Regions from separate parts of the Homo sapiens genome. Here region 2 is linked to region 1. A link is an interaction called in ENCODE POLR2A ChIA-PET data of the cell type or tissue named here. Cell type or tissue: B cell. All regions are shown on one strand. Links, peaks and the distances in the headings refer to the core of each region. The heading gives the core; the rest is flanking DNA. Region 1 overlaps SNX25 (sorting nexin 25). Region 2 overlaps CCDC110 (coiled-coil domain containing 110).

Region 1 (5,385 bases), core at 190-5,189:
CCACGAAGGGGATATAGGGCGCTGTATACCTACCGCGAGGGAGGGGTATACGGCGCTGTAAACCTACCGAGAGGGAGGGGTATAGGGTGCTGAATACCTACCGCGAGGGAGGGGTATAGGGCGCTGAATACCTACCGAGAGGGAGGGGTATAGGGCGCTGTATACCTACCGTGAGGGAGGGGTATATGGCACTGAATACCTGCCATGAAGGAGGGTTATATGGTGCTGTATACCTACAGTGAACGAGGAGTATATGGTGCTGTATACCTACCGCGAAGGAGGGGTATATGGTGCTGTATACCTACCGCGAAGGAGGGGTATATGGCTCTGAATACCTGCCATGAAGGAGGGTTATATGGAGCTGAATACCTACCATGAAGGAGGGGTATATGGTGCTGTATACCTACAGTGAATGGGGGGTATATGGTGCTATATATCTGCTATATATCTACCGTGAAGGAGGGGTATATGGCGCTATATACCTACCATGAAGGAGGGGTATATGGTGCTGTATACCTACAGTGAACGAGGGATATATGGTGCTATATATCTACCATGAAGGAGGGGTATATGGCGCTATATTCCTACCGTGAAGGAGGGGTATATGGTGCTATATATCTACAGTGAAGGAGAAGTATATGGTGCTATAAGAATATGTAAGTTGAAAGATAGGAAAAGCTTCCCTGCAAAACTGATGACTGTGGTATAAAGAAAGAGAAGTTAACTAGATAAAGGGGGCAGCAGCATGCTCAAGGCAGGAGAACAATATATAAAGTCCCTACAGACAGAAAAAGCCCGGCACTATGAGGACTGAGGGTGGAGCATGAGGAGTGAGGGTAATTATGACTGGAGATTAGGCTAGAGAGCTAGGAAGAGCAGGAAGTTACTGAAAGATTTTAAACAAACATGCTGCTGAAGAGGAATTTGATTAGGCTTGCATTTTCAAAAGAATCAATGGAAGAGGGAGCCAACATGGAGGCAGAGACCAATTGAAAGGTTGTTACAGTCATCTAGGTGGGACATGACGGTAGCTAAGACCAAGCAGGAAAGACTGAAAGAAGTAGATGAATGCAAGATACTCAAGAAATAAGGGCAGGCACCCCTGTAATCCAACATTCTGGGAGGCCACGGTGGGAGGATGGCTTGAGTCCAGGAGTTTGAGACCTGCGTGGGCAACACAGAGAGACTCCATCTCTAGAAAAAACTTTTTTAATTAGCCCGGGTCAGGCACAGTGGCTCACACCTGTAATTCCAGCACTTTGGGAGGCCAAAGCAGATTAATGGCTTGAGCTCAGGAGTTCAAGACCAGGCTGGGCAACATGGTGAAACCCTGTCTCTACAAAAAATACAAAAATTAGTTGAGTGCGGTGGCATGCATCCTTAGACCCAGCTACTTGGGAGGCTGAAGTGGGAGGAAGGCTTGAGCCCAGGAAGTGGAGGTTGCGGTGAGCCAAGATCATGCCACTGCACTCCAGCCCGGGCAACAGAGCCAGATCCTGTCTCAGAAAAAAAAAAAAAAATTAGCTGGGTGTGGTGGCACCCACCTGTAGTCCCAGCCATTGGCGGGGGAGTGAGGCATGGAGGATCACAAGAGCCCAGGAGGCTGATGCTGCGGTGAGCCATGATTGTGCCACTGCACTTCAGCCTAGGCAACAGAGTGACACCCTGTCTCAAAAATAAATAAATAAATAAAATTAACAAAAGAGGTAAAAGGACAGGACTTGATGGAGTGCCTATGGGGTATAAGGAGAAGATGTCAAGAAGGACTCAGTTAGGCCGGGCGCAGTGGCTCACGCCTGTAATCCCAGCACTTTGGGAGGCCGAGGTGGGCGGATCACAAGGTCAGGAGATCGAGACCATCCTGGCTAACATGGTGAAACCCCGTCTCTACTAAAAATACAAAAATTTAGCCAGGCGTGGTGGTGGGCACCCTTATCCCAGCTACTTGGGAGGCTGAGGCAGGAGAATTGCTTGAACCTGGCAGGCAGAGGTTGTAGTAAGCCGCGATCGCACACTGCACCCCAGCCTGGGTGACAGAGCGAGACTCCATCTCAAAAAAAAAAAAAAAAGGGACTCAGTTGTGGGACCTGACTTTCAGAGGTGCTATTCACTGACACAGAAACAAGAGGAACAAGCATTAGGAGATATACCTAATGCTAAATGACGAGTTAATGGGTGCAGCACACCAACATGGCACATGTATACATATGTAACAAACCTGCACATTGTGCACAAGTACCCTAAAACTTAAAGTATAATACTAATAAAATTTAAAGAAAAAAAAAGAAACAAGAGGAACAGAGACAGACACTGGTCATAAGATGTCACAGACTCAAGCTTCGGGTACCACTGGGACTGCCAGGTGGAAATGTCAAGTTAAGCAGTTGAATAAATAAGTCTGAGGCCCAAAACTAGATCTGAACCTCAGGAATAAATCTCTTAAGTCCTCAATATAGACAGGGATGATTATTGTAGGAGGCCAAAGTTGAGACTGCCCTAAAGTAACAGAATGAAGAATGAGACCTCAAGAATGACCCAAATGCAAATCTGGGAAACATCCAACTTTCTGAGCTATCTAGCGGTTGCAGTTTCAGAAAAAAAGAAAGGTTCAGTGAAATGGAAAAAAATCAGAAAAAAAAAAAAAAGATTAACAACTCTGCTTCAGGAAAAACACATGGAAATATCTGGAACAGTTAAGATGTTAATTTCATGTATAACAAATTGGCAGCCTGCAAGCAGCCCTCGGGTATATATTTTTATGAGTTGATTTACATAAGAGGAAGAGGCCTTGTGGGAGGTGGCTTATGTGTAGCAGCTCAAGGTTGGGGACTAGAGAAAGTCCTGGCTTGATCCCAGCAGCCAGTCTGAGCCAGATGGAGAGAAGCCACAAGAAAAAAGAAGATGCTGCCTTCACAGGAGATGCAAGGAGGGGCATAAGTTCCTTAGCTTCCATAAGAAGAAAACATTTTTTCTTTTTTCTTTTTTTGTTTTTTTGAGATGGAGTCTTGCTCTGTCGTCCCAGCCTGGAGTGCAGTGGCACAATCTTGGCTCACTGCAACCTCCGCCTCCAGGGTTCAAGCGATTCTCCTGCCTCAGCCTCCTGAGTAGCTGGGACTACAGGCGCCCACCACCACACCTGGCTAATTTTTTGTATTTTTAGTAGAGACAGGGTTTCACCATGTTAGTCAGGATGGTCTTGATCTCCTGACCTTGTGATCCGCCTGCCTCAGCCTCCCAAAGTTCTGAGATTACAGGTGTGAGCCACTGCACCCAGCCCAAAAACATTTTTTAAAAACATGCCTAAGTGAGAGAAACAGGGCTAGCCTGCCAGCTTCTATAAAGCATACATGTGGCCTTGGCTTAGATAAACCCCGAAAGACGGACCAAGGCCCTCCAGACATTCAGCTCTGGAGGACTGAGACAGGAGTACCCCAACAGGGAACGTCTTTCTCACAGACTGGCAGTGGCGGCATAGCACAGGGACCTCTCTCCAGTGCTTTGCAAGCACCAGGAATGGAAGAATGTAAGTTGAGATTATCCCCAAATACATGGGACACTGTCTGTGGGCTCCCAGAAATGCTGATGGGGTGGCAGAGCAAGAAGGTAGGAGTACTGCAAGAGGATGAGGTTCTGTATGAGATCAGAACCTCATTAAAAAAAACTTTAAAATTAGTTTAATTTATGTAAACTCACCCGTATATACAGGTGGGTGAGAACTACAGAAATTCAGGTTACTGTAGCAATGAGTATTTGTAAAATATTTATCTAATTTTCCAAGAGGTATATTCTACACTAAAATAGGAAGTCTATTGAATAGATCCTAGTAGCCTAATAAACAAGTTATGTGTCTTATCCTAAGGATGCACAATTCCTTGCTCCCCTCTTTGCTTCAGAAGCATTTTACTTGGAGTTACCATATTCATTTTTCTTTACATCCAGCTTGTGGCTACTCATACCTAGAAACCCTGGGCTGACAAACATACCAGGACTGGCAAGTGCCTAGAGTGGCTGCTGAGTGCTGGCTAGCTGCAGGGGCAAAGCAGGCATACCTCACACACCTAGCTGCCTTCTCCCAAAGCAGCACCTGGGCTGAGAGGCCCACCAACATACATGCAAACCTGCTGGGATTTCTGGAAAGCTCCACCATACTTACAAAAACTACAGAAGCAGGCCAGGAGTGGTGGCTCATGCCTGTAATCCCAGAACTTTCTGGGGCCAAGGGGCACGGATCGCCTGAGGTCAGGAGTTCGAGACCAGCCTGGCCAACATGGCAAAACCCCGTCTCTACTAAAAATACAAAAATTAGCCAGGCTTGATGGCGGGCGCCTGTAATCCCAGCTACTTGGGAGGCTGAGGCAGGAGAATCACTTGAACCCGGGAGGCAGAGGTTGCAGTGAGCCAGGATTGTGCCACTGCACTCCAGCCTGGGTGACAGAGCCAGACTCCGCCTCAAAAAACTATAGAAGCACACACTCCTAGACTAAAGCAGGGTGTGACTTAGACCTAAATCCCGGCCCTTAGGGTATCCAGGAGTGCCCCTGCGAAGGGCTGCCTACCTACCTGTCATCCCCATTCAACCAAGCAACCTAGGTGGCATAGGTGACCTACAGCAGTGAAGGATAAAAATACAGGTTCTGAGTTTGCAATCTTTTTCCTTCAAAAGTACAGTTGCAATGTTAAAAATGCTGGCAAGGTGGTATGCAATTATTTCAGTCCTAACAGCCTTCCACAGACACTGTGCATTTTCTGTGTCCTGAACGCTCGGCACCAAACTTGCTGCGTCACCTTTTTAGCACAACCACGTGTACCATTCTGACTATAAAGAATCCTACATTTTAAGGAATCTAGGGCACTTCCTATCCCCAAAATGATATGGTTGGGAAACGAAGCCTAAGATATTTTTAGGAAGGCAACAGTCAATTACCATTACCAATGTGACATCGTATGCTTCAAAAACAAAAGCAGCTGAAGATTCAAGAGTGAGAAATAAATCCCCTGGGAATGACCAGAATTAAGAAGGTGCCAAGTAGAACATTCAACTTGGAAGACTTTCCTAGGATACATCTGCTGCTATATATTGTGGGATCCTTTGGTTTGGGGTTGAATTTATTGTTTAAAAGGAATGTTAGGACCCTCCTGAGAATATTCTTGAACCTATTGTAATGATAAATAATGAGAATTGTATCAAAGAAAAGTCTCACTCACTTTTGAATGTACTGTCTGTTGTCTCCATTCACACAGCTTCATTAACTCTCACTTTTTATCATTGCAGCTACACAGTATTTCTCTTTTTTTTTTCCCAAGACACAGTCTCACTCTATCACCCAGGCTGGAGTGCAGTGGTGCGACCTTGGCTCGGCCTCCCAAAGTGCTGGGATTACAGGC
Region 2 (5,385 bases), core at 292-5,291, 240 kb before region 1:
AATTACGTAAGAAGCATAGAAAATGAAAGGGATACCTTGGAATTTGAGATGCGGCATCTTCAACGAGAATATTTAAGTTTAAGTGATAAAATTTGTAATCAGCATAATGACCCTTCAAAAACAACTTACATTTCAAGAAGAGAGAAATTCCATTTTGACAACTATACTCACGAAGATACTTCTAGTCCTCAGAGTAGGCCTTTGGCTTCGGATTTGAAAGGTACGCAAGTCCTGGTAGATTAGTAGAGATGTGTTTAAGATTCTTTTAGCCTATTGGGCACTACAGAGTACAGAAATAAGGAGGAAACTTTAAAATGAATACAATTTTGTTTTGTAAAATTTGTATCCAATTTATTATACAGTGAAATTATTTAGGAATTTTTTCTAGATAAAATATATATTATTTTGTTTATATTATGTGCATTGTATGTGTACAAACCAAGTTTGGCAGTGAGCAAGAGGGAGTTAATTATTATTTTAAAGTATAAGTAGCACTCCCACCTTAAAAGAATTCTTTTTTTTTTCCCTAGGAATTCCAAGTAAACTGTATCATTTGCTTCCATCCAAGATATATAAATAAACTGCTAAAATCAATGTTTCAAAACCTTTGTCCAAGTACTTTTTCCCCCCACAAAATAATTTTAAATTATGTGATTACATTAACCTGGTAATTGATTAGACTAGTTTTTAAAATTAGAAATTGGAATTAAGTATATATTTTATACTGTCAAGAACGGTGGCGAATCTGAGATTTTACCCAACTAGTAAGCTCATATTTTAGCCTGCCACAGTTTTGTGGGTTCTAGTGGAAGTCACAAGACTCCTGAGCGAGAGATTAAGGAGAGTTTGTTACAATAGCAGGAGCCAGGGAATCAGCATGTTTGCATTGGTTGTCCAAGCCCCAGTTTCTACAGGCAGTGTAAAGAGGATCACACAGTGGATTGCATTACAGGAGAGAGTGAGCTTAGAAACCCGAGTATTATAACGGATAGTAAGATGCCTGCCCTTTCCTGTAGGTGGAAACAATACACATGCCTGCCCTGGCTCCAGAGGAAACACAATCTCTAGCTTCCAAGGTTGCAAGCACACCTGTTCTGTGCTCCAGAGACACTCTGTCTTCCAAGACTGCTATTCAAATATTCCTTGTTGAATTCTGTCCAAAGCTTTTTCTACATTTATTGGAGGTGATCCTGGTTTTTCTCCTTTAATCTGTTAATATGGTAAATTATGTTAATTTTGAAACACTAACCTTGAATTCCTGGGATAAACTCCACTGGGTGATGTTGTATTATTCTTTTAATATACATTCCTGGATTCAATTTGGTAATATTTTGTTAAGGATTTCTGCTTCTGTATTCAGAAGGATGTTGGTCTGTATTATTTTCTTGTAATGTCTTTGTCTGGCTTTGGCATCAGGAAAATCCTGTTGGGAAGTGTTTCCCCTCCTCTATTTTCTGAATTTGTGTAGGATTGGTATTATTAATATTATTCCTTCCTTAAATATTTAAATATGTAATACTCATACATATTTGTAAAATATATAATATGTAAATATTCACCAGAGGGCCTGGATTTTTCTAAATGGGAAGGTTTTACATTGCTAAATGATTTCTATTAATATAGAACTACTCAGATTTTCTATTTCTTGAGTTAGAGTTGACAATTTTGTATGTTCTGAGGAATTTGTACATTTCATGTAAGTTCTCAAATGTATTGTCACAAAGTTGTTCATAATATTCCTTATTAGCATTTTAACGTTCAAAGGACTTGTAGCGATGTCCCCTCTTTAATTTCTGACATTGGTAATTTGGGGATTCTTTTTTCTTTATTATTCTTGCTAGAGTTTTACCAATTTTATTTTTCTTTTCAAAAAATCAGCTTATTATTTCATTGATTTTTCTTGCTGCTTTGTTTTTTTCTTCCATTGATTTCTGTTCCTATTTAGTAATTTCATTCCTTTGGGTCGTCTGGTGCTACTTGGCTCCTTCCCTAGTTTCGTACCTGCATTAATAGCATCACAGAGTCTGGTATGTTTTCATTTTCATTCAGTTCAAAATACTTTCTTTTTCACTTGTGATTTATTCTTTGACCCAATGGATTGGAAGTGAGTTGCTTGATTTCTAAATGTTTGGAGATTTTCAGTTATTTTTCTTTTATTGATTTCTAATTTAATTCTGTTTTGATCAGAGAACATAATCTTTTTTAATTTATTGAGACTTGTTTTATTGCCCAGAATAAGGTCTGTCTTGGTTGATGTTTCAGGTGAACTGGAGTGTTCTATAAATGTCAACTGAGTAAACGTGGTTGACAGGTTTGAGCAAATCTATATCTGTACTGATCTTGTGTCTGCTTGTTCTAACAGTTACTGATAGAGGAACAGAGAAGTTGATTTGTTCATTCTATAAATTTGTTTAGTGTGTTTTAAAGCTCTTTTAATTTTTATTATTAATATTTTTTTTTTGAGATGGAGTCTCACTGTTGTCAGCCCGGGCTGGAGTGCAATGGAACAATCTCAGCTCACTGCAACCTCCACCTCCTGGGTTCCAGCAATTCTCCTGCCTCAGCCTCCCGAGTAGCTGAGATTACAGGCGCCTACTACCATGCCCGGCTAATTTTTGTATTTTTAGTAAAGACGGGGTTTCACCATGTTGGCCAGACTCAGTCAAACTCCTGACCTCAGGTGATCCACCTGCCTCGGCCTCCCAAAGTGCTGGGATTACAGGCATAAGCCACCGCGCCTGGCCAAAGCTCTTTTATGTATGCATACACATTTAGCACTATTATGTCCAGTTGGTAAACTGATACCTTTATTATTATGAAATAACCTTCATTATCCCTAGGGGTATTCCTTGTTCTAAAGTCTCTGATATTGATATAGCCCCTCTAGTTGTCTTTAGATTGGTATTTGCATAGTATATCTTTTTGCATCCTTTTATATTTATTTTGTAATGATGAATCAGTAGGAGAAACTCTGAATAGTTAAATAATAAATATATACCATGAAAATGGATTACTAAATCCTGAAAATCAAATATAAATCAAAGAACTAAAGTATTAAGAAAATAACTAATGGTGAGCACTATATCCATTTAAATACAAAATTAAGATTAAAGAACTGTTTGAATTATGGTTACAAAATAGAGTGTTAGTGTTAAAAAAACATTGACAATATAAAACAAACAATATAACTAAAAAGTTAGGTGCATCCTTTTACTTTTAACCTACCTTTGTCTATTTTGTTTACTGCTGAATCCCAGTGTCCAGAACCATGCCTGGAATATAGCAGACACTCAACATCTGTTAAGTGAATGATGAATGAACAGGCTGCCATTACACTAGAATATTAGGCAGAGGCTGGGCATTCACCTTGTACGAACATTATAAAGAGTTTTAAGTATCAAGAAGTTTAGACAAAATTAGCTGGGTGGGGTGGTACATACCTGTAGTCCCAGCTACTCAGGAGGCTGAGGTAGGAGGATCGCTTGACCCCAGGAGTTTGAGGCTGCAGTGAGCTATAATTGTGCCACTGCACTCCAGCCTGGGTGACAGAATGAGACCCCATCTGTTAACAACAACAGCAAAGCTTAGACAAGATGACATTTTAGGTCACTTTCTTTCTTTTTTATTTTTTTGAGATGGAGTCTTGCTCTGTGGCCCAGGCTGGAGTGCAGTGGCCTGATCTCAGCTCACTGCAACCTCCGCCTCCCAGGTTCAAGTGATTCTCCTGCTTCAGCCTCCTGAGTAGCTGGGACTACAGGCATGTGCCACCATGCCCAGCTTATTTCTGTATTTTTAGTAGAGATGAGGTTTCACTATGTTGGCCAGGCTGATCTCGAACTCCTGACCTTAAGTGATCCTCCCGCCTCAGCCTCCCAAAGTGCTGGGATTACAGGCGTGAGCCACCACGCCCGACAATTTTAGGTCACTTTCTAACAGTAGTGTAATGATTTCAAATTGCTTTATGAAGATTTTTGGAAATATATATAATATTGGGGGAGGGAGGATAATATATGTTTTTCTAGCTATCTCCCATAGGCTTATAGCCTGCCCCCTTGATAAGGTGTGAGGAGGAATAAACTGGAAACAGGTCTTCTCAAGTCTTTTTTCTTGTAAAGTAACGTGCGTTCTACAGTTGATTTCCTACAAGTAACTAACCTCCACCTTACCCTGCTCTCTAATTTTGGTAAAGGCTGTAGAGTGACTAATGTAACTGTTAAATGCAGCCAGAGGCTGGCCGTGGTGGCTCATGCCTGTAATCCCAGCACTTTGGGAGGCCGAGGCGGGTGGATTACCTGATGTCAGGAGTTCAAGACCAGCCTGACCAACATGGTGAAACCCCATCTCTACTAAAAATACAAAATTAATTAGCTGGGCTTGGTTGGCAGGCGCCTGTAATCCCAGCTACTCAGGAGACTGAGGCAGGATAATCGCGTGAACCCAGGAGGCAGAGGTTGCAGTGAGCCGAGATCACACCATTGCACTCCAGCCTGTGCAACAAGAGCGAAACTCCGTCTCAAAAAAAAAAAAAAAAATAGCAACGAGAAGGCTGAGGTGGGAGGATCGTTTGAGCCTAGGAGTTGGAGATGAGTGTGGGCAGCATAGGGAGACCTTGTCTCCACAGAAAATTTGAAAAATTAGCCAGGTGTGGTGGCATATGCCTCTGGTCCCAGCTACTTAGGAGGCTGTGGCAGGATTGCTTGAGCCTGGGAGGTTGAGGCTGCAGTGAGCCATGATCGCACCACTGCACTCCAGCCTAGGCGACAGAGCAAGACCCTGTCTCGGGAAAAAAAAAAAAAAAAAAAGCAAGACTGTGTGCTTTGCCACTGCTAGTTGTGCTAACTTGGACAAATTAGTTAATCTTTCTCTAACTCCATTTCATTGTTAGATGTAGATTAAGTGATTCATAATTGAAAACATATTAATATGGAATGCACATGGAATGGTATCTGGCACATCGCATTATATAAGTGTTATGTAATGCTACTATAATGCTACTAACTCACTTTTGGAAAATTAAGTTATAACTGATGAAAATTCAAATTAACAAATTACCTTACAACTTATTTACAACAAATTATTTGATGGATAATGATCTAGTGGTTGTTTTTGTTTTGTTTTGTTTTGTTTTAGTTTGTTTGTTTTTAGAGACAGGGTCTCACCATGTGGCCCAGTCTGGCCTCAAACTCCTGGGTCCTGGTGATCCTCCTGCCTTGGCTTCCCAAAATGCTGGTACTACAGGCATGGGCCACTGTACCCAGCCTTAATAGACCGATATATATTTTTTATTTATTTTACAGCTTATAAAATATTTTAAATTTGGTGTTCATAATAATTCTTCCAGGTAGATAATACAAATGACAGATAATGAAAGAGTCTTAAGAAATT

What was found. ChIA-PET counts read pairs that join two places held together with the same protein. Peaks named below come from ENCODE experiments on the same cell type or tissue, not always from the same donor. Only the 100,000 strongest peaks of a DNase experiment are listed, where the experiment ranks them.
Region 2: POLR2A ChIA-PET joins it to region 1 with 6 read pairs; 3 of 35 experiments call an interaction of 5 or more read pairs at or near these places.

The regions. Positions count from the first base shown.
Region 1 is chr4:185,217,169-185,222,553 of GRCh38, reverse strand. All of the region lies in intron 1 of SNX25 (sorting nexin 25), which reads right to left. Among named protein-coding and RNA genes, the nearest start is that of SNX25, 10 kb to the right of the region's middle. In B cell, for the core only: no CTCF peak of the experiment used is centred there; a DNase peak (open chromatin) is centred at 2,793; H3K4me3 peaks cover 1,133 bases; H3K27ac peaks cover 4,398 bases.
Region 2 is chr4:185,452,961-185,458,345 of GRCh38, reverse strand. CCDC110 (coiled-coil domain containing 110) reads left to right here. Exons shown (of 7, transcript NM_152775.4): 6 at 1-220. Among named protein-coding and RNA genes, the nearest start is that of CCDC110, 16 kb to the left of the region's middle. RefSeq lists a silencer at 897-1,191. In B cell, for the core only: no CTCF peak of the experiment used is centred there; no DNase peak of the experiment used is centred there.